7 separate regions of the Mus musculus genome follow, and all the other regions are linked to region 1. A link is a loop called in an ENCODE intact Hi-C map of the cell type or tissue named here. Cell type or tissue: heart. All regions are shown on one strand. Each heading gives the region's core, and the rest is flanking DNA. Links, peaks and the distances in the headings are about the cores only.

Region 1 (4,336 bases), core at 83-4,082:
AGGAGTGGCTGGCCCAGCAATGTACACAGAGCCTGGCTTCTTAGGATGACCCGGGATGCCAGCCTGGGCTTGGCGTAGTTTCTGCCCGGCATCATCCTCTCTCAGAGCTGATGTCTGAACTTGAGAGTGTCGTGATAGGCAGCAGGGAGCAAGAAACCTACAGTGCATCTGTTGCATACCCAGTTCTGTGCCTGGGTCTAGCTACGCAAAGACGATCTCACATCCCTTCCTGTGCCACCCAGAGACCATAGGGAATTAAAATAAGGTGGTCACCACTGAGCAGGTGAGGATTCCGGGCCCTGGGGCAACCCTGGAGGAGCAGAGCTGAGCCCAGCTGCCCTCAGAAGCTATGCTCAGATCCCGGTTGCCCCGGAACTGCTGGAAGAGGCCAGGATTGCATTCCTGTCTTACCATTGGTTCTGGTCAGCCACACTGGGCTGCCCTGTCTCCAGGGTGCAGAGCAAGGCCCACTTACCTACATGGCACTTAGCTGTCACCTTGGCAAGAGATGTCAAACCTCAGTCCTGGGCTTATCTGGTCTTTAGTCCTAATGGGAAATGCTGCACAGTGATGTTCCTGTTTGTTGTAGCCCACAGGATCCAGATCAGTCCCATCACTGGTTCCTAGAATTCTAAGCCCAGAAAGACAAGAGTACCACCACACCCCTCAACCCTTCACCTGGCTAATGAGACCGACACTAACCCTATATACAGCCAGCAGCTGGCCAAGCAGCCTCTGGCCCATTGGGGACTTTGGGACTTCTCTTGGGGGTGGCAAGGGGTAGGACTCTTCCGTCCCTTGTTCTTGTGCCTTCCTTAATATGCATGTGGCTGGATTGCTCCTAACAGTGCAGTGAAGTTTGTGCCCTGCGTACCACCCCACCCTCTGGTTTAACACAGCCACAGCCCCTGGATTCACTTCCTTTCCTGTTGCTCTGCCTTTACTCTCTGAACAAGTTCTGTTTGCTAAACCATCTAGTTTGGGTTTTCCACAGAAGGGCCAGTTTGAAAAGCAAGGGACACACACACAAAAAAAAGTCTTTTTTATTATATTGATCGGACCCTTTCCACTAACACAGATGACCCATAAAGGAGATGGGTTTCCTTCATCCCTTATGCAGAAGTGTCACCTTCTCCATGATCATAGTGGACTCACAGACAGATCCCTAGGGAACTGAGAAGGCTTGAACCCCTCCCACCACCTACCTGTCCTGTGCTGTCCAGGATCCTCATAGCTGTCCTGCACAGGAAAGCCTGGGCAAGCTCATATATCTCCCTTGTTCAATAAGGCACTGAGGGGTTAACTGCCTCCTCAGTCCCCAGAGCCTTAGCATGGAGTAGAGCCGAGGTTGGACTCTCCTAGAGTTCCAACTTCTTGCAAGGCCAAGGCAGGAGAATGGGGCCCATGTGTTTGAAACCAGCCCAAGCAAGATAGCAAGCATCTCAAAAACATAAGCAAGTGGTATGTCATGGTTCTAAGTCTGGAATCACAGCACTTAGCCCGATCCAGAACTCAGGCAGTGAGGTTAAGCTGTTTCCGGGCGGGGCCAGACTGAAGGGAACGAGGCTTTTCTGCACACACCATTGAACCTTGTCAAAGCCACTGATCTCCCTACTCTACCTGAGCCTCCTGACTCAAGGACATCTTTCTAGAATAAACCTGGTCCGAGCTTTTCCCCCATGCGCACTGGCCAGGGCTGTGCGGCTAGGGAACCACCGAGCTGGTGTGCTGCCGCCCCATCTCTAGTGCAGCATCACCACTCGGGGCTATCCACGCCCCGACTCTCTCCTAATTTGGGTCTCTTTCCTGGATGGCTCCACCTTTTCTCACCAGAGCCCCTGGGGCAGAGCCGCCTAAGCCAATAACCAGTGCCTGCTCCCCCCAAGCCCACGCCCCCCCTCCTCCCGCGCTGCCTGTGCACTGTGTGACTCACCTCCTCTTCTGTTTAAAGCTGCCTACTTCATTCATCATAGACAGCAGTTTATCTTCCCAGGTGAGTCTTCTGCGTGGGTCCACTAACTGCCCCTTGCTGGGACCCTCTCCTTCCCGCCGGGTGCCTTCTCCCCACACGTTTGAGTCCACTGCAGCTAGGCAAGAGGTTGCGAAGTCCTGGAGGTGTGGACCTTCATGTGGGCAGTACCTTGCTGGATGGGACTCTGGAGTCTGTCCATCCTCCCTAGTCTTTTACAGGGAACTGGTTCAGGGTCACACTGCTGTGAAGTGATAAGAGACAGATAAGAAAGCAGAACTCACACATTTGCAGAATGAGGGAGAGGAACTGCTTGCTGATGGTGCCTGGTGAATAATGAACAAGGCAAAGCCAATTAGGGAGAGTCTTACAGGCATTGGCATCTGTCAGCTGGCTTTGCCTTTCCCAGCCTTAACACACAGCGCCCCCTGCTGGCCGTCACTGGAACTACCTTCTCACTGCAGAAAGTTTGAAGAAAAAAAACTTTCATTCAATAAGGCATGGATTGATTCCCTCCTACAAAAAAAAAAAATCTATTTTTGCACACCTGTGCATTTGGCCATACTTCTTCACCTTCTGTCTGTATAGGATCAATGCTTTTCTCCTCCCGCTGGAAATACAGTATTTCCACACAGTGGGCTTTAGCTGACTCTAATAGTCTTTTTTTTCCTCTGGTTTGCCAAGACTGGAAGACTCAGTATTTGGGTATTCCAGGCCTTTCTATCTCCCAGATCAGCTCCATTCAGGAACTGAGTTGGAGCATTTGGCAACCCTTATCCCTGTAACGCTACTTGGGTGTGATCGCCAGCTGTCACAGCTTGGGAGATCCGCCCCTTTTGTATGATCCCCTACCTCCCAAGAGCCTTCCTAGTTACCATCTCTAGGCTATGTATACTAGTGTTCCTCCCCAACCGAGGAGCCACAGTGCTTTTTCCTGAATGGCCTGTTTTGTCCTGAAGGTGGGCGTAGAGCCCCATATACCAGTTGTAACAGGGACAGGTAGGAACAGACTGCACAATGTACTCTTAGCTTCCAAGAGCAGGTGTGAGGCTTCCCAGACGTCCGCCCACACCCCCACTTCCTACACTTCATCTAAGGCATGTGTAGCTTCTGGAATGTTCTGAGCACGTGTGGACATGCTGGCCTGGTAGTCTAGAGGCCATTATAGCGGTAGCCGGAGAGGCTGGAGATGTTTCTGAGGCCCGTGGACTCCCAACACTGACCAGGATGTCAGGCACATGTGTGCGTGCCCCGTTAAGAAGGCCCACAGCTTCTGTCAGAGTTTGGTTCCGCGGGCTGAGAAGGAAGGTTTTTGTCCGGGCAGGGGAGGGACTACTGACAGCTTGAGCAGTTTCTACTAACTGATCCTCTTTGTTGAAAGAGGGGAGCACTGACCCCTACCACCACTCTTCATGTAGCACTTCGCCTCCACTTTTGAGGGGACCATCTATTTCTGGTGCCCTAGAGGCGGGTCTTTATGCTACAACTAGACTACCTAGGGTCAGGGGTCAGCCTCAGCTGCCTGGCCTGGAGCCTCCTGGTACACAGACTGAATTCCCTCATCTTACCCAGAGCTATGGCACTAGCCACCCAATTGGGTGACCCGCAGCTATATACCGGATGTCGGTATCACAGGTGTTATCAGGTGCCATAGAGCTGCCGGCTCTGCCACTAGCTAGGCAAAGGGGGTCCCTACTTTAAAAAGTGACAGCTAGCCCTGCTTCCTACCAGAGGTAGTAGTGTTAGCTTTTGTCACTTGCAGAATCATTTGGGCCCAGGGCATTGGTATTAATTATTGGGGTCTCTCTAGAGTCACTCACGTGGAGCCTCTGCCAGGGGCAGCGATGTAGACCAAAGGCTGTAGACTGAGTCTGTGGCAGCTTACAGAACGCAGTAAGCTCCTGGTGGAAGTGGCCTGAGGAGCAGCGGCAGCTCAGGAGAGAGGGGGTGCCCTGGTGTGCCGGTCTTTGGGGATGAAGGCAAGCTCTCTCTCACTCTGCTCCTGTTCTTTTTTCCTACAGACATTTCAGCCTGTTCTCAGGCAGCCCCGCTGTCCAGCACAGCCGACAGTACACGGTATGAACCCTCCCCAGCCATCTCCCAACCCACCCCTAAATTTCTGACCCTCTGAGCCTGGGAGTCAATCGCCTCCTGGCAGAACAGTGAGCCCTGAGTGGGGCTGGGTATACAACGGCAGCAGGCTTGTGGCCCTCGAGGGAACGGAGGTGAACAGAGACTAAACATAACCCCTGCCTCTGGATCCCCTCTCCATTAGGTTTCCTTGAGCACTTGGCTCCGGGTCGCTCAGTTCTCAGCCAGTGAAGTAGGTCTCCCAGAGGGTGCAACCACTCTGAGGGGTTAGATGAC
Region 2 (4,336 bases), core at 112-4,111, 120 kb before region 1:
CTTTGGGTCTCTCATTCTAGGATGAAGGAGCCCTCCCCTTGACTGTGACACTGTTCAAGCTTGAAAACCACCATTGCAGTTTTATTTCAAGGTAGTTGCTTCTCGTATACAGGGTCTGGAGTGGGGCTGTGGTAACAGAAAGGGCTGGGAACATGTAAGTACACCAGAGGGGTCTTGTTCACAGAGTGGGGATTGTTGTATCTTCATAATCCTTTGAGACAGGGTCCCACTAGATAGGTTAGGTCGGTCTCAAGTAAAGAATTCTCCTGCCTCAGCCTGTAAAGTGCTGGGATTAATGTGAGCTCCCACACCTACCTGTATCAGTAATTCTTTTTTTTTTTTTTTTTTAAAGATTTATTTATTTACTTATTATATGTAAGTACACTGTAGCTGTCTTCAGAAACCCCAGAAGAGGGCATCAGATTTCATTACGGATGGTTGTGAGCCACCATGTGGTTGCTGGGATTTGAACTCGGGACCTTCGGAAGAGCAGTCGGAGCTCTTAACCACTGAGCCATCTCGCCAGCCCCAGTAATTCTTTTTGTTTAGCTCTGTTCGATTAATTTTGTTTTATGGGTCTGAGTGTTTTGCCTGCATGCATGTATGTGTAGCCATGTGACTACTTGGTGCTCACAGAGGTTAGAAGGCATCAGAATCCCTAGAACTGGAGTTACAAATGGCTGTGATCCATCACACGGATGCAGGGCACAGAACTCCTCATCCTTTGCAGGAGCGAGCGCTCCTAACTGCTGAGCTATCTGTCTAACCCAACACTGTTTTTGAGGCAAGACCTCACTATATATGTAGCCCAAGCTGGTCTTGAATTCACTATTTGACCAGATTGGTCTTGAACTCACAGAGATCCTCCTGCCTCTGCCTCTGGAGTGCTGGGATTAAAAGTGTGTACACTTGACTTCAGTTTTTACTTCTTTTTTCGAGACAGGGTTTCTCTGTGTAGCCCTGGCTGTCTTGGAACTTGCTCTGTAGACCAGGCTGGCCTGGAACTCACAGAGATTCTCCTGCCTCTGCTTCCAGAGTGCCACTGCCACCTGGCTCATTTTCACTTCATTTTTATTGCTAGAACATGTGAGGTGGACTGATGGGAGAGGAGAATGAGCAGGTGTGGTAAAGCTTAAATTAGGGCAGACTGGGAAACACCACTGCTAAGACCACTGACTGCTGAGGCTCAGGGTCTCATCTAGATAGTGTGAAGTTAGAAAGGAGCTAGCATGTATACTTGATCGCACATGCCAGCAGTTAATATGGGTGCTGTTAGAAACATAACTTTTTTAAAGAAACCCTCTAGACTAGATGGCTATGACTACCCTATTTGATGTGAAGGGGAAACTTGGGCACTCAGAGGAAAGCTATTTGTCCAAGTTCACATACTGGGTAGACCCAGGTTCTCTCTGGCTCGAAACTCTTAGAACTGTTCAACAAATTAATATTTTGCCCATGTGGCATCTACAGGGTATGGGGGGCACTAAATTTATTTTGTTGAGTAAATAGAACACAGAAGAAAGTCCTTTCTCCTTGCCTGCACAGTAACTTTGGTGTGACAATTCAGGGTCAAGCTCTATGTGAACACAAACACAGCCTCGTCGGGTGTTGTGAGATTTTGATGAAGGTGGGTGTTTCTTTTTCTTTTCTTTTGATAGTGTTGGGGAATCAAACCTAGGGCTTTGTGTTTGCCTGGCAAATGTTCTGCCGCTGAGCTACACTTTTAGCGCATTCCCATACATGGTAACCCCTAAACTCATACAAAAATTTTAGGACCCTCAATATCCTACAAGACAGGGGTTATCTGGGTCTGAGCCATCAGCCCCTTCCCCACCCCATTCGCCAGTCTCGGAAAGCTACTGATGTGTGTGCGCTTGCGTGTGTGAGAAGGGTGTAGTAGTGGGAGATGGGGGTAAAGGAATCAAACTCCCTAGACCACGACGCGCACGAATTGGAGCAGGCGCAGAGCAGCCCCTTCTAGACGTCAGGCGGGGCCGAAGTGCGGGCGGGGCCCCGAGGGCGCGGGCCAGAAAGCAGATGCGATGCGCGGACTACAAGTCCCAGAATGCGTCGCGGCCCCGATCCGGCCCCCGCTGTCGCTTAAAGGCTCCAACAACCACAGCCGTCGGGTAGTGGAGGCTTTCGCTTTGCCGCCGCGTCTGGGCGGGAGGAGGAGCGGACTGGGCAGCAGGCTTTCGGGACTGCAGGCTTAGGCGGCGCCAAGGGGCGCTCCTAGTGCAGCCTTCCTGGCTCGGGGCTTTCCTGCCGAGGCGCCCGTGTCCCCGGGCTCCTCGCCTCGGCCCCCAGCGGCCCCGATGCCGAGGCATGGATAGAGCGGCGTTGCGCGCGGCAGCGATGGGCGAGAAAAAGGAGGGCGGCGGCGGGGGCGCCGCGGCGGACGGGGGCGCAGGGGCCGCCGTCAGCCGGGCGCTGCAGCAGTGCGGCCAGCTGCAGAAGCTCATCGATATCTCCATCGGCAGTCTGCGCGGGCTGCGCACCAAGTGCTCAGTGTCTAACGACCTCACACAGCAGGAGATCCGGACCCTAGAGGTAAGGGGCCGTTGCGCCCCACGTCCGGACCCGGCGGTGGCCCGGGAGCCGCCCCACTGCTTTCCTTCCCGAGTTGCATCCTGCAGCGGGGTTGCTGGCTGGAGTCTTCCTCCCTTTCCCGAGCTCTCTGATGCGGCAGCGTGAGGACCTACGACCAGCTCTCACTTTGGAAGAATTTAGGGGAGGGGGGTGTTAGCGTGGAACTGGATCGAGTCTCGAAGACCAGCGTGCCGAGTAGGATGCACAGGGCACCCCACTGCAAACCCCTTTCCGCCTTCACCCTATTTCCAGTGCCCACAGTAGTCATTGTCCCACTGAATCACGCGCCGGTCTTTTCTCCGTGTGCTTTAAGTCCGGTAGCGTGGGCTGGGGCGATGTGGGGGACGTCCCTTGAAGTGTGAGCGTCGATCGATCGGTGGCACTGACTTTCCCCTCACTCCCCACTCTCCTTGTTGTCCGTTTCTTTCCTTTCCACCAGGTCTCTGCCGCTTTTCAAAAAGTGTTTGCTGAAACAGCATTTTTGCTGTTCAGGCGTTGGGGTGCTTGTCTTTGGAGATGTCACAGCGGTTCACTGCTTAAAATGAAATTACCCTTTGACTTCCCTACTCCACCCCAAACACTGAGCTTTGGCCTAGGAAGGATTATACTGGGGAAGGGAACCTTTGGTAAGAACAGGCTACTTAAGGGGGTTGCTGACAGAGATAACCTGGAGTGCAATGAGGAAACAAGATGTGTGAGCTCTCTTCTCTCAAATTATACAGTTGGGAAGTGCAGCATTAAAACGATTTGGAAGAACCAGCCAGAAAGGTGGTTGGCATTTCAGAAGGGGACGCTCCCCCACCCCCTTACACATTGGGGGGGAAACTAGTGCCTTCCCAACTTGCTTTTGCCCAGAGACTGGAAGACCTTTGAAAGTGAAGGGGTTATTTAGTAACTCTTTCCCTAAGAAGGGCCTTTCCCTGGCATTGCCACATTTGGTTTCTGTAGGTCTGAGGATGTCTTGTTAGATACATAATACCCTTTCTCTCTCCTCTCTCTCTCTCTCTCTCTCTCTCTCTCTCTCTCACACACACACACACACACACACACACACAATTGCTAATTGCATCTGCCAGCTGTCCTAGAGCCAGCTGATGATTGCTGTAATTATTACAAGACCAGCCCTCCCTCCTCTCGCACCACAAGCCTGAATCCTTGTTTGATCCAAAATGCTCAGGGTGACTCTCCCTTAGTTGTATTTTCATAAAAGCCATGAAGCCAGGGACATTGGGAGACTCCAAACAGTGCTGGCTATTATTATTGTTTTTTTGTTACAGTTGCTATAGCAGGACTGACCTGGGGTTTGCCTTAAAAACAAACCAACAAAACCCTGCACTGGGAGTCTCTGCATGTGGATTTCTTGAACACAGCTGAGTGTGTGTGTCCAGCAAAGTTCACTTTTTAGGCTGATACAATAGGAGGCCTGTGTGTCATAGTTCTGGGCTCGTTGTCCTGCCATGTATATCTGTTGAGTTGCTATGTTGTTGGGCTGTTGAATGTTCTGGGTTGGCCTTTGTAGTTCCTCCCCAGGTCCCTTTGAGGTGCTCCTGGGTCCCTGGTTGTATGTAGAATGGCTTATTCTTTATTCTCTGCAAATTCTCTTTGTCCTCTGAGATTGCACATCTTGACAAAGTTGTGACATCAGATACCCCAGAGTCTCCAGCTGTTCAGGCCTCTGAGCTGGTTAGGCAGTAGCCTCCCTACTGGGTGCATTTTGAGGTCATCTCTTGTGGCTTCTGAAGGCCCA
Region 3 (4,336 bases), core at 201-4,200, 82 kb before region 1:
GGAACACTCGAACTCCAAGAACAGCCAGTGCTTTTAACTACTAAGCTATCTCTCCAGCCTGCCAAGCTGTACTTTTAAATTCAATTTCTCCCCACCAAGCTCTTCTCTTTGCTAGGAAGTAGGGTGCGGGAAGGGATTCTTCTTGTGACACCTGCAAACATCCAGGTGCAGAACTTTGATCTAGTGAAATAGGACACGGGATACAACACAGATACAGAGCCCCTGGTGGCTTATCCATCTGGCCAGGTCATGCCAGGCTGGGTGGGGACCATCCTAGGACAAATTCGAGATGCTGTCATCGGAGGCCTGGTTTTCATGGGCATGTGGTCTCCTGTGGGTGACCTCATTTCAGGAGCAACCCCCAGGTCATCGTCCCAGGAGGAGGAGAGCCCCATCATTGGCATCATGGGAACACCTCCCAGGGAGGACCAGAGAGACTGGGAGGAAGTGGGACCGGGGTGGCTGCAGGAGGAGGAGCAAGGACAGGCTGGGGGTGTCTTGTCCGCTGTGGGCCTGCTAGCCATCCATACCTTTCACCTTGCCTTTTATCTTTCCCACTCTCGGATGGAGTGTGTCTCTGTCACAGACGGAGTGCCATGGGTAAGTTAGGTATGGAAGGAGTCACAGTAAAACCCAGCATGTCACTCTGTCAGGCTGTTGCTCCTTAGTTCCAGGATCCCATTTTTTTTCTGTCTTGTTCTTCAGAAGTGACCTTGAAATACCTGAAACCCAGTGAAATGTGCTCTTGCTTTGCCCTTCTAACGATGCCGGTTTCCCCTTGCAAGTTGGATTTAAATAACTCTTCCTTCTGTGTTGTCATGTGCTTAAAGAACAGCATCATAAAAAAAAAATCCCAACCCTAAACTTTAATTAAGGGGTATGTCAAGGAGGGAGGGGACTCGGGGAGGAAATAATGGGCCCCGCATGAGTGCAGTCGCACTGGTGACACTCGCTAGCAGAGCTGAAGGATTTGCCTGCTGCTGGGAAGCAGAAGCAAGACAGACTCAGCTCAGCTCAGCTCAGCTCAGCTCAGCTCAGCTCAGCTCAGCTCAGCTCAGCTCAGTGGGCTTCTGTTGTCCAGCTTATTCCCCTTAAGAGACCCATGGCTATGTGGTCTGCAGGTCATTCACTCTGTCTGCTTCTGTGTCTGGAGAGAACGTTAGGGGTCCTGAGGCCCTTTGGTTGTGTCCCATCTTCCTGGAACAGTTGTCATCCACATGGACTCTGTGTGTGTGTGTGTGTGTGTGTGTGTGTGTGTGTGTGTGTGTGTGAGAGAGAGAGAGAGAGAGAAAGAGAGAGAGAGAGAGAGAGAGAGAGAGTGCCAGCCAGCATGCCACAGAGTAGGTGTGGAGATCAGAGGACTTTCCAGGATCAAATTCAGGTTTCAGGCTCCATGGCAAGTACCTTTCCCCACTGAGCCATTTTGCCAGCCCCGACATGGGACTTCGATGGCTGCTGTGGTTTGGAGCAGAGGCCCCTCCCTGGACATGCTAGGGATCTATGTCTGACAGGGAGCGAGGAAAGTAGAGGAAGGATAAGGGGGAGAAAGCTCAGTTAATAAGTTGTTTGATGTCTGGGCACAAAGACCCAAGTTCCATCTCCAGTACCCACAAAAAAAAAAAAAAAAAAAAAAAAAGCTGGGTGTGGTAGATGGCTGTTCCCATCTCAGTATTGGAGAGGCAGAGACAGGAGGATCCCTCCACTCACAGACCAGCAAACTTAGCTTACTTGGCAGGCTCCAGACAGTGAGAAACTTGTCTTAAAGACATGGTGGATGCCCCCCCTCAGACCCCACTCCCCGAGCAAGGACACCTAAGGTTGACCATCTGGCCCCTACACGCCCCCACTTGAATACACACTCAGACACAAATGCACAAATCCAGAGAGCTTGAGGAGCAGTGAGGGAGGCCATCTAAGGAGTTTAAGCAAAAGACTTGAACTTGAGGGCAAAGCTACCGCGCAGATTTTGTGCAAGGACTGTGTAGTAGTTCCTGCAGTGGGGGTGTGGGGTCCCAGCGGTGTGCGGAGCCTGGCAATCGAAGCCAGTGGCTTTCTGGGCATGGGAAGGAACAGCAGGTGGCAGTAACTGGGAAGCTTGAAGTCTATCCTAGTCATAAAAAGTGAAAGAGACAACTTACCCACTGTCACATGCCTGGCCAATGTCCTTAAATGGACGAGGGGACTGAGCCCCGCTGTTTCTGACTCCAGCAGAGCTCATGTTTTCCTGGAGACAGCTGAGGAACTGATATCGGCATTCCAGAGACATGAAAGAACAGGTCTTTTAATTTACATTCAAAAGTAATAACAAGAGGAAGAGGTTTCTGGCACTTGTACAGCTTAAAAAAAAAAATCCTTGACGGAGCCGTTTTCTGAGTCGGGTTGGCAGCCCCGTCTGAGCCCTGATGGCCATGTCTGAACCATTGGGTGGTGTCACAGGCCCTCCAGGAAACTGATTTTGGACCCTGGCCTCTGACTCAGTGCGGTCTGCTGGGTGACTCCCTGTGCCCGGTAGGCGGCTGTGTCCCTGCCCAGCCCATAAGCAGGTGCCCCAGGTGATCCCATTCCCGCCCAGCAGCCCAAGTGAGAGGCTGATAAGATATCTCAGTGGGCATAGCCGGGTAAGTCGGGCAGCTGGGGTGGGGGCGAGGGTGGGGCAGATGAGCAGCCATTGGACGGAGGCCCCGGTGTTCAGAGCGGGAATGATTTGTGCACAAGGCTGAGGTTTTTACCTGCGGAGCCTGGGAAAGGCATCTGAGAAGTTGGGTGTCTCTTAGAAACCGTGTCTGCCCGGAAATGTATGTTTCAGTCAGAGGGGACATGGTGGGGCAAGGAGTGCCATGTGCAGTAACTGTCTCACTTCCTTGTCCCCCTGCCCACTCCATGCCCTTCTTGCCAGAATGCCTTTGTGTGACACTCTGCCTGTGTCTGTGGATTTCTGCAGGAATAAGAAATAAGAGTAGTGGGTAGCCTGGCCCAGGACTCCAGGGTTATCGGGGTACCTGCTCCCATGATGCCTTAGACCTAGCTCTTAGTCTCCCTGTGACACAGTCCTCTCATGAGCCTTGGTACGTGCATATGGGCCACCAGAGGGAGGCCTGGTGATCTTTTCCAGTGTTTCTTCTAGTTTCAAAATCCTGAGAACAGTGTCATCTGGTGAGCTGTCCCCACTCAGTAACACATGACTGCCAACCGGGTATTTCAGTCACTGAGTCCGGGGCACAGGGTGAAGCCTCAGTGGAACCAGAGTTCATGTCAGTCCACAGTTGGGTGGCACTGACCAGGCACAGATATTTGCTTCAAAGCTGGGGGTCAGGGGGAATTGTTAGGGTTGTATGAATGGGTGTGTGTGTGTGTGTGTGTGTGTGTGTGTGTGTGTGTGTGTGGTGTGTTTGGATGTCAGCCATAGGTGTTGTTGCTCAGGAACCAGCCACCCTTTCTGTTGATGTAGGTCTCTAAGTGGGACCTGGGCCTTGCTGATTTGGCTAGACTGGCTGACCAGCAAGCCCCAAGGATTTTCCTGTCTACCTTTCTAAAGCTGGGGTTACAAGCATTCGCCACCAATGTACCTGACTTTTCACCTGGGTGCTATGGTCTGGACTTAGGTCCAAATTCGGGAATGTGGGCACTTTACAGACTGAGCTATCCCTCCAGCCTCTGGATTTTTATTTTTTCTTTGAGGCAGGGTTTCTCTGTGTAGCCTTGATTGTCCTGGAACTCACTCTGTAGAGCAGACTGGCCTTGAACTTTTTTATTCTTCCTCTTCCTTCTCCTCTTTTCTGCTTCTTCATATCCCTCTTTCCTTCTCTCTTCTTTCTTTTCTTCCTTCTTTCCTTCCTTCTTCCCTTCCCTTCCCTTCCCTTCCCTTCCCTTCCCTTCCCTTCCCTTCCCTTCCCTTCCCTTCCCTTCCCTTCCCTTCCCTTCTTCTCCCCTTCCCTTCCCTTCTTCTCCCCTTCCCTTCCCTTCTTCTCCCCTTCCCTCCTTCTCCCCTTCCCTTCCCTTCTTCTCCCCTTCCCTTCCCTTCCCTTCTTCTCCCCTTCCCTTCCCTTCCCTTCCCTTCCCTTCCCTTCCCTTCCCTTCCCTTCCCTTCCCTTCCCTTCCCTTCCCTTCCCTTCTTCTCCCCTTCCCTCCCCTCCCCTCCCCTTCTCTTCCCTTCCCTCCCCTCCCCTCCCCTCCTTCTCCCCTTCCTCCCCCTCCCTCTTTCTTTCTTTCTTTCTTTCTTTCTTTCTTTCTTTCTTTCTTTCTTTCTTTCTTTCTTTCTTTCTTTCTTTCAAACCCAGGGCCTTGGGCATGCTAGGAAAGTGTTCTAAAACTGTGCAACACCTCTCTGTAGCTTAGG
Region 4 (4,336 bases), core at 243-4,242, 180 kb before region 1:
GAGGCACACAGCAGACCTTGGGACAGCCTCTCAAGAGTTTATACCCCCTTGATTTCAGGAGGATACTTAATTTTAATTAAAAGAGACAGTTACGGTTGCCAGATAGAATGAAGTTCCAGGCTGTTCTCCTGGAAGTTCCTGAAGTGGCACATTAAAGCCCAGCTCTCTCTCAACCCTGCTGCTCTCCTCCCTGAAGAGGCAGGCCTTGAGCACTTCTGCTGCCAACTATGCAGGCTATGCAGCGTCTATGCAGGCCAGCTCCTAAGGATCACTCTCTGCAGAGTTCCAATGTCCAGTTGTTTAGGGCTGGGAATTCATTTGTTCAGGATGGAATCAGAAGATTGGGATATGCTGTGAAGACAGTTTGAGACTGAAATCCCTTCTGGCTGACACTGAAACCCCCTGAACTCAGCTCAGACAAGAGCTCTGAAGCCCAGCAGAGGAAAAAGCATAAAGATCTGTGTGGACTCGGAATATGCATACTGGGTACTGTGTGCACAGGGGGCCATCTGGGGAAGGGAGGGGACTGGTGACAGCCTCAGGGACGCCTATCAAAATCCTAAGGAGATCTGGACTGATTAGATGCAGCTCTGTTCCCTGAGTCATCGTGGCCCCGCACTGCTGAGACCACCAGAGGGGAGAAGATCCCACAATGCTCTCTTGTCCCATGGGAAACTTACCATTAGTGTTCAGGAGACACTTGGTAGACTCACCCACGTGACAGGGTTGTGGGCTGGAATGAGTAGGACAAGACAGACAAGACAGATGTCTTCTGGGAGAATCATCACCTAAGGGACTGGAGGACTCTAGGCACCCCTTTGGCAGGCCCAGACATGTTCATATGTGAAAATAATTTCTGCTCTTCTCTTTCCAGTGGGATATTTCCTGGTGGGTCCATTACTTCTTCTCCAATTGCCCACTGGCCATGACTCTCTAGCAGACCCAGTTCCACTGGTGACTGTCTCAATTCTGGCTCAAAGGAACAACAGAGGAAAGGCCCTCCAGGAAGTAGAGACCTACTGAGGGAACTCAACACACACACCTGAGACATGAGGGGCAACTCGAGTGGGCCACCTTGGAAGGTCACATGGAAAGCCCTTCTTGTCTGAGATAGAACATAAAGTTATCTTATTTTTTCAGGACAAAGGGATGACTACTTAACGAAGGAACATTCAGGACTTAAGGAACGGACAACTGGTTTGGAACAGACTTTCCAACTTCAAATTGTGGGCCTGCTGTCAGACATCTTAATCCAGATGGGACCAGAGCTATTTTGAGGTCGAAGGCCAACTCTCCTAAATCCCCGGGCAAGGACTACAGAGATCTTTACTACTGAGGGAACACTTTCCTTCTGGAAAATAGACTCCATAGCTGGAAATAGCACGACCCATGTTTACACTGCCCATGTTCCCTGGCGAGTGTTGGGGTGTTCTTACAGTTTGTGTCTTATGCTAAGGGCCTTACAGGAGTTCTCAGGAAGTCTAGCTAAGGTTTTTAGGAAGTTCAATGGATGTGGGAAAGATGATATGGGCGCCCTGGGCTGTCCTCTGTCCCATTCTCTTCCAACAACCCAAGGTTCAGCCCGTCCCACCCCTATTGCCTCCCTCGGAGGGTTCCCTTGCTGGTCCAGGGTGCAGAGGGTACTGAAGGCTGTCCTGGGCCCACATTCCTCTCACTTCCCGCCATTGTCCCTAGTTCCTGTATCCTTATCTCGACACTCTCCCCAGGCCGCCCCCAGCTGCGAAGAGTGGTGACTCATTTCCTTTCTTTCTAGTGACTTAATCCTGCCCCAGCAGTGACATGCCCTTCTGGCATCGCTGGGACTCGGAGCGTGGCACGGCTCTCCGGGGCCGGCAGGGGGCGCCAAAGCCTGCAGTGTGAGGGAACGGCCACAATCTGGGCTGGGAAATCCAAGACCTGAGGTGTATGGGACAGGGACAGTGCATTGCACATCCTGCCCAGAGGGGCTAGGAAATCACAGCTCCGCACTGCAAGGAATAATTTCATCTTCTACTCCGGCCTCTTCCTCCTGTGGTGTTCCCAACACTGTTTGCAGACACATTTCCTAAATAGTGATCACTGTGGGTCCTGCAACAGGGTTGTTCCAGAAATACTAGCCTGGGCCCTCACCAGGAAGAAGAGGATCCCACAGTTATAGATGGCCTACCTGACCCACGCCGGCCCTCTAGGCTCCCCTTTTCCTTCCCTCCCAGGTTCCAGAGAACAACAGACTTGCCTCGGTCTGGAAATCTCAGCTATTTCCCAAGAGCCACCCCGGGAGTATGAAGTAACAATAAGGCCACACAGTAGGTTTCAAGCCACACTGATCCCGTGGTTGGACTCCTCACCTCCCTGCACTCCACGAATTATGAATACAAAAGACTTGTCCTGGTATCTGAGGCAGCCAGAAAGACTTGGAAAACGAAGGGGACACAGGAAAGGGAAACCAGCCCTTCATTGAAGACTCTAAAGAACAGGAAGGAGCGGTGCAACCCTTTAATCCCAGGCAGAGGCAGTCCGAACTCTGTGAGTTCGAGTCCAGCCTGATCTACACAGTGAGTTCCAGGATAGTCAAGGCTACACAGAGAAACCCTGTCTCAAAAAAAAAAACAAACAAACAAACAAAAAAAAACCCCCACAGCAACCAATAGTTGGATGAGGTAAAAAATTCCAGGACGATTTACAACATGTGTTCCCATAGAGATTTTTTTTAATATTAGCATTTAATTAACCCCCTGGGTGGCTTCAAGCCACCAGAGCACAGGTACCTCCAACATCCTTTATCTTCTCTTCAGCTCTTCTGCCGAGGAATTTGGCCTTCATGATGACAGCTGCCTAGGGAGCTTTCCCTTTCCTAGAACAAGTTGCCGGATTGATTGGACACCACATACGGGAGCAGCTGCTGTCTTGTTTGTTTGTTTGTTTTGTAGCATTGACCCATGTCTGCTCACTGACCAGCACCCACAATTTATCCAGGTTGGCGATTGGGCAGAAGCTATGAAACTTCTTGAAGTGGTCATGCCTCACACCAACTTTCCCAAAGTACCCTGGATGATGATATTTGTCAAAGTTGATCCTGTGGTGATTCGTGCCTCCAGCATCATCTGGGTGCTCGTGGTGCTTACATATGGGACCCTGACCGCTGTGGCTCACGTGGCTCCGGAATGTTTCCTGGTCTTCCTCAGGATGGCATGGCCGCAGAAGAAAGGAAAGATCGTAAAACAATGTGCATGTATATATATATATGTGCATATATATATATGTATATATATACACAAATATATGTATGTGTACACACACACACACACACACACACACATCTTAGTCAAGGTTTCTATTCCTGCACAAACATCATGACCAAGAAGCAAGTTGGGGAGGAGAGGGTTTATTCGGCTTACACTTCCATACTGCTGTTCATCTCCAAGGAAGTCAGGACTGGAACTCAAGCAGGTCAGGAAGCAGGAGCTGATGCAGAGGCCATGTTCCTTACTGGCCTGCTTCCCCTGGCTTGCTCATAGTGTTTCTTATAGAACCCAAGACACAATGGGCCCTCCCCTCCCCCCCATCACTAATTGAGAAAATGCCTTACAGCTGGATCTCATGGAGGCATTTCCTCAAGGGAGGCTCCTTTCCCTGTGATAACTCCAGCTTGTGTCAAGATGACACCCCAAACCAGCCAGTACTATATATATGTGTGTGTGTGTGTGCGTGTGTGTGTGTGTGTATATATATATATATATATATATATATATATATATATATATATAGTGGTGTGGAGCTGGGGCTGCTGACGTGATTCCACACAAGTTGGTTGCTGTGAGTCCTCCCCACTCATCTGAAAGTTGGGTGTCAGAGCAGTCTAGGTCAGAGTCAGTGTGAGGGACAAATGAGCTCAGCCATGGAAGGTGCTGCTAGTGGTGCCTGCACCCCTGAACATGCAACAGTTGCCCCTCAGAACTTGGGCTCCGTGAAGACAGGGCTCTATGTGTCTTCTGTGCATGGCCATATCTACGACATCTTCAGCAGAGTCAGAATTCAGTAAGTGTTTGTTGAGTGAATGCCTGAGCGTTAGCTGCTGCCACAACTGCCGAAGTTGATTTCACTCTAGATTTTAGGCCTGTCAGACTGGAGGGAAGATGCTCCAGAGTTCATTACCTAGGATACCGAAGTGGTGTGGATGGTGTTTTACTTAGGGATTCTATTACTGTGATTAAACACCACTGCCAAAGCAACTGGGGAGAGGGGTGACTTAGTTACTGTTCTGTTGCTGTGAGGAAACACTATGACCAAGCCATAGAAAAGAAAGTGTTTAACTGGGGCTTGATTCCAGTTTCAG
Region 5 (4,336 bases), core at 161-4,160, 370 kb before region 1:
CTCACTTCACAGGCAAATAAATATAATAGTGGGCTAATGCTCACGGAATTCACTGGTCTTACCATGTTCCCTACCTCCTGAAGCAGCTAACTTGACAGAATGGTGTGAATAGCCTTTGGAAGACATAGTTACAATGGATATCGGTGACAGAACCCTGGAAGACTGGGGCAGGGTTCTCCAGAAAGCAGTATGTGCTTCAGCATCTAATATATGGTTCAGTTTCTCCCTAGCCAGGATTCAGGAATCCAGGGATCAAGGGATAGAAATGGAAATGGTTCCACTCACTATCACCCCTACAGTCCTACAGGAAAAACTTTTACTTTCTGATACCACAACCTTAAGTCTGCTGGCCTACTAGCTTGTGTTCCAGAAGGGGGGAGAACTTTTCTGCCCAAGGCATAACATACATTCCATTGAACTGGAAGCTTAAACTTCTTCCTGAAAACTTTGGGCTCCTGGTGCCCTTTAGAGTCAACAGACATCATCATCATCATCACAACAACAACAGTGTTAGGAGGGGTGGCCCCTCTAGACTTCCAGCGGCTAACTGGATTGCTCTGAAGGCCATGTCTTGAGTACAGCAGATCCTTTAGGGCATCTCTTGATGCTACTTCTTCTGTATTCCAACATATCCTGAACACCAGTAGCTTTCTAAGACTTCTCTAGGACTCCAGCATAATATTAGGACCGCTGGGACATCCAGTCTGGTTCTTGGCCCTTCTGTCAGGAGACAGCCATTGCTGGACTATCTGGGCCACACCTATAGGTTACTCTAATAAATCCCCTTTTGGGTGTGTATAAAGTCTATTTTTTTCTTTCTTAACAAAAATTGTATTTACTCATATTTCTATTCATTACTTTATTATTTTTGTTCTTTTGACAATTTCATACATATATGTAGCCTATTTCTGACTCCTGTCAAACTTCTCCCTCTTATTTCACTATTACCTCTATGACTCCCTAGAATCCTATTCACACATTACATTTTTGTACTCAGTGATGCACTGAGTTTAATTAGGGTCACCTGTGTGACCAGGGGTCTGCTACTATTCATCAGAGAACGATAGGCTGATCAGGTGGTACACAAAAGATAACATTGTTTGCTCTCCCCCAACCCAAATCCATTAGTAGTTCATAGTTCAGCAAGGAAGGGGAGGACCAAATGGACCCTTCTCAGATATATGAAGACTGTAGATGGGACCAGTCTTGTATAGGTCCATTGCTGCTGCTGCTGCTGCTGCTGCTGTGAGATCATGATTTTCATTGGCTGTGTCACGGCCACATGACAGTACTTTGCAGCTCTTCTCATTAGCTTCCAGCTCTTCTACTCTTCCCACTCCTCATTCTACACTGCTCCCTGAGCCTCAGAGAGGTAGCCTGAATGTTTTGTTTTTTTTTTTTTTTTTTTTGAGGGCTGAGCACTTGCCCACTACTTACTCTCAGTATCTTCAGCAGCCATGTGACTCTAAATTTTCCTTATTCATTATACTTTTCAAAGTAGTGTTTAACTCACGAACATAAACCTAAGTATTTTAAAGGCAGCTTGGCGCTTTATCAATTTAACTAAACAACAACAGTAAGTTCCCTTCCAGGGTCAAAGACCTCAGGCATAGGAAGTTAACTAGGTTCACAGTTCCAGGCATGGACTCCCTCTTGGGGAACAGGCTTCAAAACCAAGCACAGAGCATCTGGTTGTTTCCGTATGGTTGTGCCACTACTGCAATGAGTACATCTTGCCTACAAGTTGGTATTATGGGTGGCAGAGATCTCTGCGGTGCGATCCTCATTAATGCCTTTCTCCTCCAGTCTCCCACATACAACTTCTGCACTGTGAAAACTAGCCAGCAGGGGGAGCTCCCACCTCAGTTCTGCTGTGAAACAAGACATGTTGCCTCAGCACTGGGGAAATTGGACTTTTGCTCCCCATCTGAATTCCTTTTGTTGCTCTCTCTTGACTTACTGCCCTAGGTAAGATTTGGCATACTAAACTAAGTTCTAAAAGAGAACTGGAAACTTTTAGGTTGTTTGTTTTTGTTTTGCTGTTGTTTTTGATGCAGTGTTTCAATATATGGTTTTAGCTGGCCTGGAACTAGATCAAACTAGGCTTAAACCAAAGAGATCCACCTGCTTCTGCCTTCTGAGTACTGGCATTAAAAGTCTGCACCACACAAAGTCTGAACCTTAATCTCATTCTAGATTTTGGAGGAACTTCTCCTATTTTCCCCTCAATTAGTATAATGTTGGCTATGGGTTTTATTCATATGCATCCTTTTTTATGTTTTGGTGCATTCATTTATGCCCGCTGAGCTTTTATTATAAAGGAATGCTGAACTTCTGAAGCAAGGGCCTTTTCTGATCACCTGTGATTACCGGGTAATTTCTGCTCGTAAACCTACATGCTGGTTTACTCTATGGTTTATTCTATGTTGTGTTAAACCAACACTGCATCCCTGGAAGGAAACCACAGTGTTCTGGAGTTTTGCTTCTGGAGTTCTGTTGAGAATTCAAGTTTTCTTTTTGTTGCGTATTTATCACTGTACTGCTGGCTTCACAGAATGGTAGTACTCCTTCCTTTGCTATTTTTCTGTAAAGGAAATTTTTGTTTGACTTCGGCAGTGGATTCCATCTGCTCTTGCATTCTTTGTTGGGAGATCTTTTATTACTACTTGAATTGCCTTATAGCTGCTTCAATGTCTTTGATTGCTATGCATCTATTGAGGCTGTTAATACCATACTGACTCAGTTTTGATAGACCTAAGAATTTACCCATTTTTTTTCTAGGTTTACCAACTATTTAGAATATACCCTCCTTCTCTGCACTTCACTAGGACCTGTAGTTAACTCAGCTTGTTCATCTCTAATTTGATGGAGTCTTGACAAGCCAGGACTTGCCAATCCTGCTGAACTTTCCAGGAGCCGACTCTCTGTTTCCCTCTACACAGTTCTTTCATCCTTCAGTTCACTGATTTCTGCTCTGACCATCGTTACTTCCAGCTGTCCCCTGCTGCTGAATCTGGATTGTTCTTGCTTTTCTAAGACCTTGAGGTTATCATTAGGTTATCTGGGATATTTCTGACTTTTTAAATAGTAGACACTCATGTCTATAAACTTTTTTCTCTTAAAACTGACTTTCAAAGAATTCAAGATTCCATGAACACATGTAAAATTTGTGTACTAAATTAAAGGCAAAAAAGAAAAAAGTTTTCTGTCACTGTATTGCTTTTGTTTTTGTTTCTTTGAGATTGGGTCTCTCTACAGAAACCTGGCTGTTCTGGAGCTCTGTAGACCAGGCTGGTCTCAAACTCACAAGATCTGCCTGCTCCTGCTCCCAAGTGCTGGAATTAAAGGTGTATATAACTACATCCAGCTTAATAGCATGTTTTGTAATATTAAGTATTTTGAAAACTGTATTACACAACTATTAAAACTTCTCATAGCTTACATAACTCAAGCTCAGTCTCTCAGGTCAGAAATTAAGCCACTGTTTGAGATTTTCACTCCGTCCTTTGATGTGGAGGGAGTTGTTCGTTTGTTACTTTTCTGGAGACCAGGGCTTCCTCTATAGCCCATCATGACACTGAACTCACTACATAGCTCAAACTGGTCTTGAACTCTCCTTCCTCATCTGCCCATGTGCTGGGATTACAGGCATACACTACTCCAGCAGCTCAAGGCCATGTTCTTCAAGCACCTGGACAACCAAACAAATTGATTCTGCGACCTAGAGTCACTTAAGGGATCAAATTCTAAAAGGATAACATTCTCCTTATTAAAAGCAAAACTTGTAGCTCAAGAAAACTTCCCAGGCTGGAGAGATGGCTCGGTTAAGAGATGGTTAAGAGCACTAGCTGCTCTTCCAGAGGTCCTGAGTTCAATTCCCACCAAGCACATAATGGCTCACAACCTTCTGTAATGTGATTCCATGTCCTTTTCTGGAATGCAGGTCTCTATGCAGTTAGAGCACTCATATACATAAAATAACTTTTTAAAAAATCTTTAAAAAAAAAAAGGAAAGAGAGGGAGGGAGGGAGGGAGAGAGGGAAAGGGAAGGGAAGGGAAGGAAGGGAAGGGAGGAAGGAAAAAGAAAAAAGAAAACTTCCTACTGCCAAGATTTTAAATATCCATATTCTCAGATGAACATGACAGTAAAGACCCTTCTTGATCCCAGAACTCAGGGGGCAGAGGCAGGTGGATCCCTGAGTTCAAGGCTAGCCTGATCTACAAAAATGAGTTCCAGGAAAACCAGGGATAAACAGAGAGACCCTGTCTCAAAAAATAAAATTCATGTTCTGCTGTATTATTTTCAAATGCCCAAAATCCAGTCAAGCACATACAT
Region 6 (4,336 bases), core at 137-4,136, 270 kb before region 1:
ACAGAACATCCAAACTAGGGACTGGTGAGCTCAGTGGTGGAGCACTTGCCTGGCAAGCCTGAGGCTCTGGGTTCAGTTCCCCAGCATCAGCCAAAGAATAAACAAATACACACGAACCAGAAAACAACAGAATTAAGTTAACCCCTGAGATGTTAACTTACAAACTGTATTTGCTTCTTGGTTTCAGACAGGCTTGCAGTCCATGCATATTTATATGTAGACCTTTCTAATTTGAGCTTGGCAGAATGGCTCTTCCAATGGTAAGTGTCAAGAGAAAGAACTGTAGTTCTCTCTCAACAAGGAGGTGACCCATAACACACACACACCATCACCATTCACAAGGGCATCCTTGGGAAGGGCTTCAGGAAGCAGTCAAGAAGACCAAGAAATTAAGCTTAAAGGAGATGGGGACTCAGATGTGGATGCCCATACGAGGCTCAACAAATCTGTTTGTAGCAAAGGAATGAGGTGCTTGTCCACAAAGCACAATGAGGATGTGTCACCAAACAAGCTCTGCTTGTGTGACCTATGTCCCTGTTATTATGTTCAAAAATAGACAGACAGGCTGGAGAGATGGCTCAGTGGTTGAGAGTGCTTGCTGATCTTAACAAGGACTCGGGTTCAGCTTCCAGCAGCCATGTTGGGTAAAACTGTGGTTCCAAGGAACCCAGCACCTTCTTTTGGCTTCCAAGGGCGACTAAAATTACATTGTGCACACAGACAAGCAGATGTGTGCGCGCGTGCGCGCGCACACACACACACACAAGAAAAAATGGGGCTGGAGAGATGGCTCAGAGGTTAAGAGCACTGACTGCACTTCCAAAGGTTCTGAGTTCAAATCCCAGCAACCACATGGTGTCTCACAACAATCCATAACAACATCTGACACCCTCTTCTGGTGTGTCTGAAGACAGCTACAGTGTACTTAGATGTAATAATAAATAAATCTTTAAAAAAAAATTAATCCCAGCACTCGGGAGGCAGACGCAGGCGGATTTCTGAGTTCAGAATCCTGGTCTACAAAGTGAGTTCAGGACAGCCAGAGCTATGCAGAGAAACCCTGTCTCGAAAAACCAAAACCAACCAACCAAACAAACAAAAAACCAAAAAAAAAATTTTTTTAAAAAATTTATAGACAGTCAATGAGGATGAGAACTAACTGTTGAATGTCAAAATTATAAAAATGAAAAATAATAAGCAAATAAGATAAATATCAATTAAGAACATCATATTATTTGTCCAGTGTAATAACAAATGCCTTTAATCCCAGCTCTTGGGAGGCAGAGGCAGGCAGATCTCTGTGAGTTCAAGGCCATCCTGGTCTTCAGAGCAAGTTCTGGAACAGCTGGGGATATAAAGTGAAACCCTGTTTTGAAAAAAAAAAAAAAAAAAAAAAACAGAAACAGGCTGGAGAGATGGCTCAGCAGTTGAGCAGTTGAGAGCACTGTCTACTCTTCCGAAGGTCCTGAGTTCAAATCCCAGCAACCACATGGTGGCTCACAACCATCCATAATGAGATCTGATGCCCTTTTCTGGAGTGTCCGAAGACAGCTACAGTGTACTTAAATATAGTAAATAAATCTAAAAAGAAAAAAACAACAAAAACAAAACAAATAAAAAAACCCAAAACTCCCGATCACAACCCTCTGACCCCACATGTACATGCAGTGAGCGTGCCTTCTCGCATGAGTGCACACACATCAATCAAATGAAAAGCTCTGAAGATATCTCTACTCTGCAGTATTATGTGGTCAGCCAAGACTCAGCTGTTTACATAAGCACTTTTAACCACTAAGACAGCTCTCCAGCACTCCCAGCTCCCTCCTTCCCTCCTTCCTTCCCCCTCTCCCCACTGCCAACATTTCTTCCTATCCACCTTTCCTCCCTCCCTCTCTCCCTCTTTCCTTTCGTGTGTGTATGTGTGTGTGTGTGTGTGTTTGTGCGTGTGTGGGGCCCAGCACTAACCCAGCATAAGCAAGGCCTGTCTTCAACCTCTAGGACCACAAAACAACCTCTTCTGAACAAACCCTGAACCACCCTTTCCTCATCCCTAAAAAGAGAGATTTAGACCCCCCTGGTCCATAAACCTCAACTCTAAAATTCTGACTTTGGGCCTGGAGGTAGCTCAGTTGTAGTGAGCTTACTGGCTTGCTGGGGTTTGATTCCCCAGTAGCACAGAAAGTCAGGCATGATGACACAAACCTATAATCCCAGAACTTGGGAGACCAAGAAGAGGATCAGAAAGCTCATGTCATTCTTTTTGTTTGTTTGTTTTGTTTTGTTTTTCGAGACAGGGTTTCTCTGTATAGCCCTGGCTGTCCTGGAACTCACTCTGTAGACCAGGCTGGCCTCGAACTCAGAAATCCGCCTGCCTCTGCCTCCCAAGTGCTGGGATTAAAGGCATGTGCCACCACACCCGGCTGGCTCATGTCATTCTTAGCTACACAGTTTAAGGCTAGTCAAGAGGTACAGGAGATCCTGTCTAAGAAAAAAATTAAACAAATAAATAAAATTCTGAATTTGCAGGTTACTTTGAAAAAACAAAAAACAAAACAAAACCACCACCACCAACAACAACAAAACAAACAAACAAACAAACAAACCACTCAGGCAGTGCAATACCAAACATTGCCAGCAGAGGTCAGGAGAAGTCCCTTAAAGCTCAGATCAACTTTCTTCCTGATATGTAGTATTCTGGGGCTGTTTTTCCTGTTCCTTTGCTTAGCCTTGTACTGTGTGCTTTTTACCTTATTTGTCAAACATAAAACCTTTACTCCCCTGATGGGCGAAGGAAATTGCTTGGTAGCAGGTGACATGTGGGGTGGTTTTATACTCAGGGTGAGTGTAAATAAAGAGACTTAACACAGCAGACAGAGTCTTGTCTACCAAACCTTTTTGTTGGTTTTTACATTTTAAGGCAGGTTCTCCCTATGGAAGGAGCCCAGGCTTGTCTGGAAAGGGTGATCCTCCTGGTTCAGCCTCCTTAGTACTGGGATTAAAACAGCCCCATGCCCCACCTGTTTTTGTTTTGTGGGGACAGGGTCTCACTAAGTAGCTCTAACTGTACTGGAACTTGCTACGAACCAGGCTGGCCTTGAACTCACAGAATCTGCCTGCCTCTGCCTTCCCAGTAGTTACAGGTGGCTCCAGGTGTTGAGAACTGAACTCAGGTACTCTGTAAGAGTAGCAAATACTCTTAACCTCTGAGCTATCTCTACAGCTCCCAATTTACCATTTAAAAAAATATTTACCTCAGCAAAATTCTTCTCAAGCTGGGGTATAGCTAATATTTCTCTCTCTCCCATTTTCATTTTAAAAAGTTTGAAAGGCTATATGTGATGGTGATGGTTTGCAGTGGAGTCCCAACACTTTGGGGCTAAAACAGGAAGGTAACTACATATTTATGATTAGCCTGGGGTGCATATTGAATATCATGCCAAGCAGAGCTACAGCCAGGCAGTGGTGGCACAGGCCTTTAATCCCAGCACTCGGGAGGCAGAGGCAGGCGGATTTCTGAGTTAGAGGCCAGCCTGGTCTACAAAGTGAGTTCCAGGACATCCAGGGCTATACAGAGAAACTCTGTCTTGAAAAACCAAAACAAACAAACAAAACAAAAAAAAAAAGGAAGAAAGAAAAGAAAAAAGAAAAGACCCTGTCTCTAGAGGGAAAACAAGTATTGCTATTGATAATGGCACAGACATAGAAAGGAAACACCTCTCCACTATTTAAAAGAACAAGACAGGGGCCGGAGAGATGCTCAGAGGACCAAGGTTTGATTCTTAGCACTCACATGGTGGCTCACAACCATCTGTAGCTCCAGTTTCAGGGGATCTGGAGCCCCCTTCTGTCCTTTGTGGGGATCAGGCATGGATGTGTTGCGTTGTACAAACATGCATTCAGGCAAAACATCCACACACATAAGATAAATCTTATATTAAAAAAAAAAAACCCAACACGATAAAACAGATGGTTCATGCCCGTAATTCCAGCACTGGAGAAGATCAGGAATTTGACCCCGTTTCAAAAAATAAAACAGAGAGAGAAAGAAAGAGAGAGAGACAGAGAGAGAGAGAGAGACAGAGAGAGACAGAGACAGAGGACCACGGTAGGAGCCAGCCATCAGTTCTGCTGTTGTACTGAGTTGCCTACTCCTCAGAAGATTGTTCATCTCAGGGATTCACTTTTGACCTCTCAGTGTGTTTTGTCTAGCCACTTTTTCTGGTTTATGTCAACTTGACACAGAGAAGAGGGGGCCTTCAGAAATGTCTCTATATTGCCGGGTGTGGTGGCGCACGCCTTTAATCCCAGCACTTGGGAGGCAGAGGCAGGCGGATCT
Region 7 (4,336 bases), core at 73-4,072, 160 kb before region 1:
TAGGAGGTATGGCCTTGTTGGAGGAGGTGTGGCCTTGTTGAGGAAATGTGTCACTTTGAGGGTGGACATTGAGACCCTCTCTCCTCCTAGCTGCCTGGAAGCCAGTCTTCTGTTTGCCTTTGGAACAAGATGTAGAATTCTCAGCCCCTGCGTCATGCCTGCCTGGATGATGCCATGCTCCTACGTTCATGATAATGGACTGAACCTCCGAACCTGTAAGCCAGCCCCAATGAAATGTTTGCCTTTACAGGAGTTGCTATGGTCATGGTGTCTCTTCATGGCCATGGAAAACCTGGCTAAGACCATAGGTGACTTCAAAATATCATAGCTAAGTTAAAGTGAGATACAGGACATTAAGCTCAAAGGACAGTGGATGACAGAGCAAGTTCTCATTTGACCATTTGACTGGACCCGCCTCCTCTGAGCTGTGGTAGGGAGTTTGGGGGATGTGAGGAGTCACAGAGGAAGGCAAGAGGAGGGTCCTGCTGGGGACGCTGGCTTCTGGGACGTCAGCCCTTGAGGCAGGTTTCTTGGGCTACTTCCAGTTGAGTAATGTAGTCAGGTCCATGTCTTGTGGACTGAGAACTTGGACTGTTTCCTGAGATCCGACAGCAGAGCTAGAGCATCAGGCTAGCCCTCCAGTTTTGTTTCCTCCATTGGGGCTATCCTCATCCATTTGAAGTGCCCATTTCCCTGTCAGGTGAAGCTGGGAAATGGGCACATGGCTAGAGGGACACTCAGCACCTGGGGGACCCAAGCAGTGTGAGTTAGGCAGTGACTGGGTAAGGGGTTTTGGGAATTTTCTCCAGGGAGAGGGAACTGTTTCTAGAACCAGGACACAAAGAGAGGCGAGGGTCATGGAAAGACAGGGATGGGAGGAGTGAATGGCTGCCACTGGGACAGGGTGGGCCTGCTTCTGTTTTGGAATTTGGTGTCGGCCAGCAGCCAACCTCGCAGCTGCCAGCCGCTCTTGGGGAGCTGGCACAACATTGTGACAGAAATTGAAAGCAGGGAAGGGTGCTGGGGTGGGGTGACTCTGCTGGCCCATTCCGCCTTGCCAAGGAAATGCCAGTGTGTTCAAGTCTCACCATGCTGGGCCATCTTGACAGAGGTTCAGTTTTTCAAACCATTCTGGCAGATTCTGTGTCTCAGAAAGTGAAGTAGGACCCGGAGGGTACTAGCTTACTGAGCTGACACCTTCTCTAGCACCATGTGACCTCTGGTACCCCAAGCTGTGGCCTGGCCTGGTATGAGGGACAGTGGGGGCAGCTGACCAGTCTCTCAGCTTTGTTTCTCTGTTCACACCTGTCAAACTGTCCTTGAAAACCAACAGAAAGTCTATCTATTGTTCTTCAGCATGCAAGAAACATAGCCTAGGGCCCCCAATGGAGGAGCTAGAGAAAGTACCCAAGGAACTGAAGGAGCCTGCAAACCTATAGGTGGAACAACAATATGAACTAACCAGTACCCCCCGGAGCTCGTGTCTCTAGCTGCATATGTAGCAGAAGATGGCCTAGTCGGCCATCATTGGGAAGAGAGGCCCCTTGGTCTTGCAAACTTTATATGCCCCAGTACAGGGGAACGCCAGGGCCAAGAAGAGGGAGTGGGTGGGTAGGGGAGCAGGGCTGGGGGAGGGTATAGGGAACTTTAGGGATAGCATTGGAAATGTAAATAAAGAAATTATCTAATAAAAAGAAAAGAAAAGAAAAGAAAAGAAAAGAAAAGAAAAGAAACATAGCCTATTTTGTTTATGCTAATTGGCTGTCCCAGGCCTCCCAGCCACCAGGGGGCAGTGTGAGAACCAGAAGTGGCTTTTTTAAAAAGGTGCTAACCTGCTCTGTTTAGCATACCTCCCAGAGACTACTGAGCTTCCCAGTAGGGCCTCATGTTAGTCTATTAGGTCTGTTCTCTCCCCTCCTGCTCTGACTATGTGGGGGAAGCCTACCTGCTTTCACCAGGGCTCTGTCTTGAAGTTGCCACAAAGCCACCTTGAGATCTGTCTTAGTAACATCAGCAAGAGGCCCAGGTATCAAGTCACGATCTCAATTCCCATTTGATGCCATGTTCTCTCCTATGAGTTTCTAAATATACATTCTCCCATCCCCTTCAGATATGCTGAAGCTTCCGTGGCTGTGCAGGATCCACTTGGCATAACTTCTACCCTTGACTGTAGGACCATCTGTGACTCAAATCAACATGAATGGGAACCACCAGCCAGCTGAGCGATGGTGAGACTTTTCCTCAAATTGACCCCCTTTCTCAGTGACAGCCCTCAAGAACAGCATGGGGACCATGGATTAAGGTCTCTTGTAGTCCAGGACTATTGGAGAGAAGTAGAGAAAACACAAGATGTAGCAATGTGTGTTGCCCACCTTGCTGTAGAGAGCTGATCAAACATGTAGTCATGGCTAGAGTGTAGCTCAGTGGTAGAGTGCTTGCCCGGCCCATGTAAAGGCCTGGGTTCCATGCCCAGCACTACCCAAACACACAAAGCCACTCCACTTTCTCCATCCTGTTAGGAACCGGATCGTGGGATAAATCTCTTTAATTTGACAGAGAGGTTAAGCAACTTTTACAAGAGTACACAGCTAAGATGGAGCAGCTCGGGGTTATAGGCCAGTTCTTGGGCCCTTCTGAACAATGTGGTGGCTTCTGGTCTTCCTATCACCTTCCTTGGAGAAAGCACAGTGCCCTGTGCAGCCAGAGAGACACAAGCCTATATAGAGAAAGCAAGCCAGAGTCTGCAAGACAAAATGTTCGGATGGGTGCCAGGGGCCGCTGGGGCTGCTGCATGATTTTGAGGCCAGATTTCTTGCCACCCGTTCAGCGTCAGTCTCAGACTGCTGTAAGCCAGGTTTATAAATAGCTGGGGATATAAATGTTGGGCAGGGAGCACAGAATCTGGCTTGCTCCTGGGCTGGGAAGCACAGAGCAAGGGTGGGAAGTGGTAGCTAGTCTGAACAGGGCTATGGCTTGTTAGAAAGATCTGTCTTCTCCACCAGCAGTTAGAGATTTGGATGGCAAATTATCTCAGGATGGAAGATATCCTAAGCTACCAAGGAACCTTGGGATTCAGACCCACCTTGCTCTGGGTACTCAGGAGCCCTAGACTCCACCCCAGATGTGTAGACTGAATGTTACTGGGCATTGGGCACATCCTGATGCCATCACTGAGATGGGGCTAGGTGTGTGGTTCAGAAATAGACTGCTTACAGTGTGCAGAAAGCCCTGGACTTTATCTCCTATGCAACAAAAATCACTAAAAATGTAAAAGGGCAGACCCTTCCCCAGGAGTTCTCACACAGGGAAGCATGATGAGGTCACATGGAACACTGTCCTTGTTACATGTGACCCCCTGTGCTTTGGCAGTCAGCATCCACCAGAGCATGGGCACAGTGGCCACGACTTCCTGGGCATCTTCTGTTTCTGTGTCAGCACAGCACCAGCACCAGCAGCACCATCAGGGCAGGGCCATCACTGTCTCCTGACAACTGCTGTGGTGTGGCATCTTAGCTTGTTTAGGGGTGCTTGTTTGTTTTGAAACAGGGTCTCTTGTAGTCCAGACTGGCCCTGAATTCAGTATGGAGATGAGACTGGCCCTGAACCTCTGTACCCCTGCCTCCACCTCCCAAGTGCTAGGATTGTAGGCATATGTAACCATGCCTGGCTTATTCTTGTGCTTCCTAGACTAAATTTTATATTCACAATGTGAGGGAGAAATCCTTATCTCCACTTTTCAAATGGGAAATGGAGGCAGGCAGATACTGAGTTACTTCCCCAGGGGCTGGAGAGATGGCTCATCTGTTAAGAGCACTGGTTGTTCCTCCAGAGGACCTGGGTAGAGTTCCCAGCAGCCACATGTGAGGTTCACAACCATCTATAACTCCAGTTCTAGGGGATTCAGTGTCGTCTTCTGGACTCTGCAGGCACCAGGCATGCAAACGGTACACAGATACACATGCAGGTAAAAGCACATTTATAAATAAAATTTAAGTAAAAAAGAATTACTTGCCCAAAGTCATATGGCTACTTAGTGGTAAACAGGAATTTGTTTGATTGTTTTATTTTAAATTTGTGTATGTGTGTATGTGTGTTTGTGTATGTGTTGTGTTGTGTGTGTTTGTGTGTGTGTGTGTATGTGTGGCCTGGTGTGTTGTGTGTGTTTGTGTGTGTAATGTGTAGTATGTGTTTGGGGGGGCTCTGGTATGGTGTGTGTGTTTATGTGTGTGGTGTGGTGTGGTGTATGGTCTGGTATGGTATGTGGTGTGTGTGTATGTGTGTGTGTTTGTGTGTGGTCTGGTGTTGTGTGTGTTTGTGTGTGTGGTCTGGTGGGGTG

Evidence for each region. Peaks named below come from ENCODE experiments on the same cell type or tissue, not always from the same donor. Only the 100,000 strongest peaks of a DNase experiment are listed, where the experiment ranks them.
Region 2: a loop joins it to region 1, with 4 times the contacts of the local background. A loop is called at or near these places in 13 of 42 quality-filtered maps.
Region 3: it touches region 1 in a loop (3-fold over the local background); 11 of 42 quality-filtered maps call a loop at or near these places.
Region 4: a loop joins it to region 1, with 8 times the contacts of the local background. A loop is called at or near these places in 41 of 42 quality-filtered maps.
Region 5: it touches region 1 in a loop (2.2-fold over the local background); 9 of 42 quality-filtered maps call a loop at or near these places.
Region 6: a loop joins it to region 1, with 4 times the contacts of the local background. A loop is called at or near these places in 27 of 42 quality-filtered maps.
Region 7: a loop joins it to region 1, with 5 times the contacts of the local background. A loop is called at or near these places in 6 of 42 quality-filtered maps.

What each region holds. Positions count from the first base shown.
Region 1 is chr11:79,028,738-79,033,073 of GRCm38, reverse strand. Ksr1 (kinase suppressor of ras 1) reads left to right here. Exons shown (of 19, transcript NM_013571.3): 11 at 3,991-4,045. It overlaps Gm11201 (predicted gene 11201), which reads right to left. Exons shown (of 6, transcript NR_045873.1): 4 at 2,341-2,427; 5 at 1,934-2,213; 6 at 1-631. Among named protein-coding and RNA genes, the nearest start is that of Gm11201, 7.3 kb to the right of the region's middle. In heart, for the core only: a CTCF peak has its summit at 2,406 (motif pointing left); DNase peaks (open chromatin) are centred at 1,523 and 2,193; H3K27ac peaks cover 1,445 bases.
Region 2 is chr11:79,144,269-79,148,604 of GRCm38, reverse strand. It overlaps Ksr1 (kinase suppressor of ras 1), which reads left to right and starts at 2,132. Exons shown (of 19, transcript NM_013571.3): 1 at 2,132-2,550. The coding sequence starts at 2,326. In heart, for the core only: a CTCF peak has its summit at 2,216; DNase peaks (open chromatin) are centred at 2,124 and 3,714; H3K4me3 peaks cover 2,621 bases; H3K27ac peaks cover 2,470 bases.
Region 3 is chr11:79,110,871-79,115,206 of GRCm38, reverse strand. The region is part of intron 1 of Ksr1 (kinase suppressor of ras 1); the gene reads left to right. Among named protein-coding and RNA genes, the nearest start is that of Ksr1, 33 kb to the left of the region's middle. In heart, for the core only: CTCF peaks have their summits at 2,064 (motif pointing right) and 3,067 (motif pointing right); DNase peaks (open chromatin) are centred at 2,356, 2,516 and 3,085; H3K27ac peaks cover 1,765 bases.
Region 4 is chr11:79,211,653-79,215,988 of GRCm38, reverse strand. No RefSeq gene overlaps it. Among named protein-coding and RNA genes, the nearest start is that of Gm30470, 11 kb to the left of the region's middle. In heart, for the core only: no CTCF peak of the experiment used is centred there; a DNase peak (open chromatin) is centred at 1,778; H3K27ac peaks cover 2,208 bases.
Region 5 is chr11:79,396,055-79,400,390 of GRCm38, reverse strand. The region is part of intron 5 of Nf1 (neurofibromin 1); the gene reads right to left. Among named protein-coding and RNA genes, the nearest start is that of Nf1, 58 kb to the right of the region's middle. In heart, for the core only: no CTCF peak of the experiment used is centred there; a DNase peak (open chromatin) is centred at 1,840.
Region 6 is chr11:79,294,711-79,299,046 of GRCm38, reverse strand. No RefSeq gene overlaps it. Among named protein-coding and RNA genes, the nearest start is that of Gm30561, 8.6 kb to the left of the region's middle. In heart, for the core only: no CTCF peak of the experiment used is centred there; no DNase peak of the experiment used is centred there.
Region 7 is chr11:79,189,890-79,194,225 of GRCm38, reverse strand. Gm30413 (a long non-coding RNA gene) reads left to right here and starts at 1,868. Exons shown (of 4, transcript XR_388876.3): 1 at 1,868-2,026; 2 at 2,111-2,228. In heart, for the core only: a CTCF peak has its summit at 1,775 (motif pointing right); a DNase peak (open chromatin) is centred at 2,795; H3K27ac peaks cover 1,007 bases.